Linked DNA regions of Homo sapiens: region 1 is linked to region 2. A link is a contact called in ENCODE Hi-C or POLR2A ChIA-PET data. All regions are on one chromosome and are shown on one strand. Each heading gives the region's core, a stretch centred on a gene start or an enhancer-like site at or near the end of the contact. The rest is flanking DNA. Distances are from core to core; before and after follow the strand shown. Region 1 holds the start of PMAIP1 (phorbol-12-myristate-13-acetate-induced protein 1). Region 2 holds the start of MALT1 (MALT1 paracaspase).

The links. Hi-C counts contacts between places; a loop is a spot of excess contacts on that map. ChIA-PET counts read pairs that join two places held with the same protein, here RNA polymerase II (POLR2A). Pooled maps may share reads with other maps.
Region 1: a loop to region 2 is called in a pooled map, with 9 times the contacts of the local background. The contact joins the promoter of PMAIP1 here to the promoter of MALT1 in region 2. A Hi-C loop is called at or near these places in 1 of 37 single-sample maps with no recorded cell type and 11 of 50 pooled maps. POLR2A ChIA-PET finds 5 or more read pairs at or near these places in 3 of 52 experiments (GM10248, activated B cell and activated naive CD4-positive, alpha-beta T cell).

What each region holds. Positions count from the first base shown.
Region 1 is chr18:59,898,685-59,901,384 of GRCh38, forward strand. PMAIP1 (phorbol-12-myristate-13-acetate-induced protein 1) reads left to right here and starts at 1,312. Exons shown (of 2, transcript NM_021127.3): 1 at 1,312-1,551. The coding sequence starts at 1,494. RefSeq lists an enhancer at 401-1,152 and silencers at 909-1,318, 1,469-1,678.
Region 2 is chr18:58,670,127-58,672,826 of GRCh38, forward strand. MALT1 (MALT1 paracaspase) reads left to right here and starts at 1,339. Exons shown (of 17, transcript NM_006785.4): 1 at 1,339-1,726. The coding sequence starts at 1,518. It overlaps MALT1-AS1 (MALT1 antisense RNA 1), which reads right to left and starts at 1,747. Exons shown (of 2, transcript NR_164150.1): 1 at 1,343-1,747; 2 at 1-682. It overlaps LOC105372146 (a long non-coding RNA gene), which reads right to left. Exons shown (of 4, transcript XR_935537.3): 4 at 2,487-2,700. RefSeq lists an enhancer at 658-917 and a silencer at 1,078-1,867.

The DNA.
Region 1 (2,700 bases), core at 62-2,561, 1.2 Mb after region 2:
CGGCTCACTGCAACCTCCGCCTCCCAGGTTCAAGCGATTCTCGTGCCTCAGCCGCCCAAGCAACTGGGACGACAGGCGTGCACCACCAAGGCCGGCTAATCTTTTGTATTTCAGTAGAGACGGGGTTTCACCATATTGGCAAGGCTGGTCTCGAACTCCTGGCCTCAAACGAACCACCCGCCTCGGCCTCCCAAAGAGCTGGGATTACAGGCGTGAGCCACCGCGTTCGGCGAAAACACACATTTTCTAAGAAACTGATTGCTGGGAAGGCTACAGTGGGTAAGAGCTCTTGCTCTCTGTGGGCCTGCCTGGTTCGGAATCAGGGCAGTGCTCTCTGCCTAAGTGAACTTGGGCAATTTTCTACAAACCTCAGTTTCTGCACCCGTAAAGTAGCAACGGTTGTTCTGAGGACGGAATGAGAAAATGCATGTCAAAGTCCTTAGCATGAAGCGGCTCTCAGTAACCGTTAACCACTCCTAATTACTCCTCTTCATAATAGTAGAATTACTCATGGCCTCGCCAAACATTATGCAAATAATTTCACGTTCCCAGGTAGCTCAGCCCTCCCACAAAAGATTTGAACGTTTTCCATATGATAACGATCCACTCGTTTTTGCTAAACATCCACAATGGGCGATATCGACCTATCTGGAAGGACACACACAAATCCCTTCCCAACTCAAACACGATGTTCTTTCTGGCTGGCACCAGGGCTTCTGTTTGCAGTGACTTCCTGGGACCCGGAGCTTTCTCACAGGGCCTCTGGCATCTCCTCTGCGGTGATTAAGGTTCTTCTCATTTCCCTTCCCTGTTACTGCCCATACTCTTCAAGTTCGAAAAGTTTCCTTTTCCAATCTCTTTTCTGGGCTTGTTTACCCAAGTCTCTAATTGCCAAGGCCTCTGGTCTCTCCCCACCCACAACGTTCCTCCTGGTTAAACCCTTCCCCTCCCGCCACTCCCAGCTCCCGCCACTCCCAGCTCCCGCCACCACTGCCGCTGACGACGTCCAGCGTTTGCAGATGGTCAAAGCCGACCCCCTTCTCCTCCCACCTCGTTTTGTAAGGAAGTAATTTCGGGGCCGAGCGCTCTGCGCCCCCCGCCGCGGGTCGGCGCCGCCGCGGGTCGGGAGCGTGTCCGGGCAGGTCGCGCTCAGCGGGGTACTTCCCCGCCCGCGTCCCGCGTCCGCTCCCATAACGCCGTCTGCGGGGCGGGGACAGGGGCGGGGACAGGGGCGGGCCGGGCGTCTAGTTTCCCTACGTCACCAGGGAAGTTCTCACTGGACAAAAGCGTGGTCTCTGGCGCGGGGATCTCAGAGTTTCCCGGGCACTCACCGTGTGTAGTTGGCATCTCCGCGCGTCCGGACACCCGATCCCAGCATCCCTGCCTGCAGGACTGTTCGTGTTCAGCTCGCGTCCTGCAGCTGTCCGAGGTGCTCCAGTTGGAGGCTGAGGTTCCCGGGCTCTGTAGCTGAGTGGGCGGCGGCACCGGCGGAGATGCCTGGGAAGAAGGCGCGCAAGAACGCTCAACCGAGCCCCGCGCGGGCTCCAGCAGGTACCGACCCGCTGGGGCCAGCGAAGACCCAGGCCGGGCGGGGTCGGGGCCGGGGTCGAGGTCTCGGCTGGGGCGGGCTCAGCTCGCCGGGGCTCAAGCACAGACTGCACGGGGGTCAAGGTCGGGCCAGGTCTGTGCCCTGGCGCGAGCCTTAGGGGCGCCTCCAGAAAGTTCTTCGGGGTTTTTCCCCAGGACCGGCGGGTACGGCGGGTACGGCGAGGGACCAAGCCGGATTTGCGATTGGGATGCAGCTGCGTTTCACCAGGGGCAAAAAGCTCCTTTCCTCCTCTCTTTCCTCCTCGCCACTTGCCCTTCCCCGGGGCCACGAGGAACAAGTGCAAGTGTAGGCGGCTGTCTCTAGGAGAAAGTCATTGTCGCGGCAGAAGGGGCAGGAGAGAGCCCCGGGGACCGCCTGGACTCCCAGCGCTTCCAGAGACGGCCCCACAAGGGCCCCTGTGTTCAGGAGCCTAGAAAATCTTGTAACATTTAAATAATCGATATTGTGGGAGGTGGGGATAGGAGAATAGGAGTTAGTCCGCTCCTTTTTTTCATTCATTCATTCGCACTCCCCACCCCGATACATACAGCTCCATCGTAAGTTTTCAGGCCAGCGCCCCGGCCCCATGCTTTTTCTAAATCTAAACAGAGAACCCAGTCACTGCCCAGAGCCCGAAGTCTGTGTGGGCCATACTGCTGTTGCATCAGACGATTATACGCCCCCCCCACCTTTTAAGTTACTTTCATTTTATAGAGCTCCTGGGGCGTGCGAAGGAAGTGGTGCATTGCAAATGTGACCATGCCTAAGTTGGTAACAGGCTGCTGTCTCTGGCGCTTGTGTGGGATGGAAAAAGCTTTGTCTACCTTTTGTGATGTCTTAGGATTCTGACCTTGTTTCTTTCTGAAGGATCTTACTTATGCATAGCACTTTCTGGTCCGACTTAATTCCCAAGAACAGGAAGCAGCACAAAGTCCCTCTTAAACTTGATTTGATTGATACTAATACATTTATAGGTGTGTAATGCAATTTTTAAAAAATTAAGGAAATGACCGGGAAGTATTTTCTGCCTTGTTTTCTACATTTTTGGTGAAAGGGATAACTTTTCCACTTAGAATTCAGGGCTTCCAGTGTCGGACGCTGAATGGTATTTG
Region 2 (2,700 bases), core at 89-2,588:
AAGGCTTGCCAAGTCAAACTGAGTATGAAACGGCACTTGTATGTGTAAGGGTAATAGCATTTACTGAGTCATCTACGATGTGCCAGTTACCGAGTTAAGTGCTTCACATACATCAACTCCTTTAATTCTGGCAACAACTCTATATAAACTGTATTGTCAGTCCTGTGTTAATAGATGAGGCAGAGAAATTAAGAAACTTATTCAAGCTCCTAACACTTGAATCGAGCAGATCTTTCATGCTCTTAGCCATCTCACTGCAGTCTGAATTCTTAACTTATGCTAGAGTGAAGTTTAATGACTGCTTGTGCTAGAATGTGGTGGAGACTGTATGGCGCACCTACCTCGCCAACATGTATAAGAATATAGGTATCCAAATTACTGGTCAGAAAATCCTGCGGCCTTGGGTGATGAAAAGCTAATGGCAACAGAAATTGGGCCAGGAAGCCTCGTGTAGGGAACTACCTGACTGGTCACATTTCGTAAGTTACTTCCTTTTTGTCCCAAACGAAGCCATAGTTTTCAAAGGGATAATGGCCTTGGATGTTGCTAAGATTGGCAGAGAGAGCTCAGGTGTCGTCCATTCCGGATCATTCCAGGGAAAGGCATCCTCTACAGGGTTGCCTGCTTTGATGACGGAGATTGCGGGCGGCAGTCTGACGCGGTGTAAACCAGATGATTCCTGCTAAAAACAATCATTTCCAAGATCTGATTAGCCCTAAATATGCCACAGCTCAGTTTGCAAAGTAGTAATTGTTTAAAAGTCTAGGCAAAGATTTTGGCCAATTCCAACTCAAGTATCCGGATCTCCAGCACTACTTCCCTCTAGCAATGCCATACACATCTAACCCTAAAACGAGGAAGCGTCCGCTGAGGTTGCCCACTGCAGGATGCTGGTGTGTCGCCGGGCACATGAAAGTCCCTGAGTCAGGGGAGAGCGCTCGCCGGGGACTGCGGGCGGGAGCCGGCGACTGAGAACCGCTTGCCCCGCTCTCTGGCGTGAGTACGCAGGCCTCCTCCCACGGTCTCAGGAAGCCCAGACGCCGCAGGCTTCCCCGCCGTAGAGGAGCTGCCGGGGCGTAATTCCTCCACCGCTTCCTCCTCCAGCTGCACCCACCCGTCCTTTCCTGCTCGGGAGGGCTGGGTTTGAAGCGCGCGCCACGGCCAGCCCGGGACCGCGGGGGAGGGCGAGGGAGGCGCGCAGCCGCACGCACGCAGTAGGCAGCCCCGCCCCGCCCCTCGAGGCCCAAGGTCCCGCCCCTCGAGGCTCCGTGCCCCGCCCCCCGGGTGCCCCGCCCCTTTGCGCGGCTGGCGCGGCCAGCAGGCCAGGCTCCCCTCGGCAAACCTGTCTAATTGGGGCGGGGAGCGGAGCTTCCTCCTCTGAGGGCCGTGCCGCGCTGCCAGATTTGTTCTTCCGCCCCTGCCTCCGCGGCTCGGAGGCGAGCGGAAGGTGCCCCGGGGCCGAGGCCCGTGACGGGGCGGGCGGGAGCCCCGGCAGTCCGGGGTCGCCGGCGAGGGCCATGTCGCTGTTGGGGGACCCGCTACAGGCCCTGCCGCCCTCGGCCGCCCCCACGGGGCCGCTGCTCGCCCCTCCGGCCGGCGCGACCCTCAACCGCCTGCGGGAGCCGCTGCTGCGGAGGCTCAGCGAGCTCCTGGATCAGGCGCCCGAGGGCCGGGGCTGGAGGAGACTGGCGGAGCTGGCGGGGAGTCGCGGGCGCCTCCGCCTCAGGTGAGCTCAGGGCCGCGGCAGGCCGGGCGCGCGGGTCGAGCGGGGTGGGCTGCGGTGGGGAGGTGGGGGCGCTGTCGGTGGGGCTGAGCGCGGCGGGGGCCGCCGGCGTGAGTGAGCGGAGGTGGGGAGGACTTCGGTCATTGAGGCGGAGCGGAACTCAGCAGCTCCCCGGAACGCCTGGGGTTTGAGAGCGGGGCCCAGGGCTCTGGAGGGTGGAGGCAAAAGTGGCCCAGCGGCTGCCTCGCTCCCTGTTCCCACCCCCGCCCCTGGTGAAAGGGAGAAGTCGAGGTTGACCCCGGAGGATAGTGAGAGAAGGAAAGCTGTCAGGGGACCCCTAGGATGGGGCAGTCATCCAGAGGACTTAAAATGCAAAAGAAAGGGATGTGGACACTGCTCTGGGAGACCTAAGGAAGGCTGGGAAGAAGCGCAGGCGAGGTGATGAATGCAGAGGGTGGGGTGCAGGAATTCATGAACATTTTGCAAGGTATTGGGAAAGACTGACGCCGAACTCATCATCTCCCTCCATCAAACCAGGTTACCACGTTCTCTTCTTGACTTCACCATGAACATGAAACTCGAAGTAAAACTATTTTCCTTGTTAGGTTTGGAATGGCTGTATTAGGGTTCCTGAAGTTTTGGTCTCGAGACTCCTTTACCCTCTTAAGAATTATTGAGGACCCCAGAGAGCTCTTATGTGGGTTAGAGATAATACATACATGTAATACATACTGATATTTACCACCTTTGAAATTAAAGCTAAGACATTTAAAAAATATTAATTTATTTAAAAAGAATAACCCATTATATGGTAACAGAAATAATACTTTCGTGGAAAAACAAATTTTCCAAAACAAAAAAGTCTATTAGAGAAGTGGCATTGGTTTTCATTTTGAAGATCTCTTTAATGTCTTGGCTTAATCACAGAGCTGGATTCGTTTATGTGCTTCTGCATTCAGTCTGTCGCACTATTACAG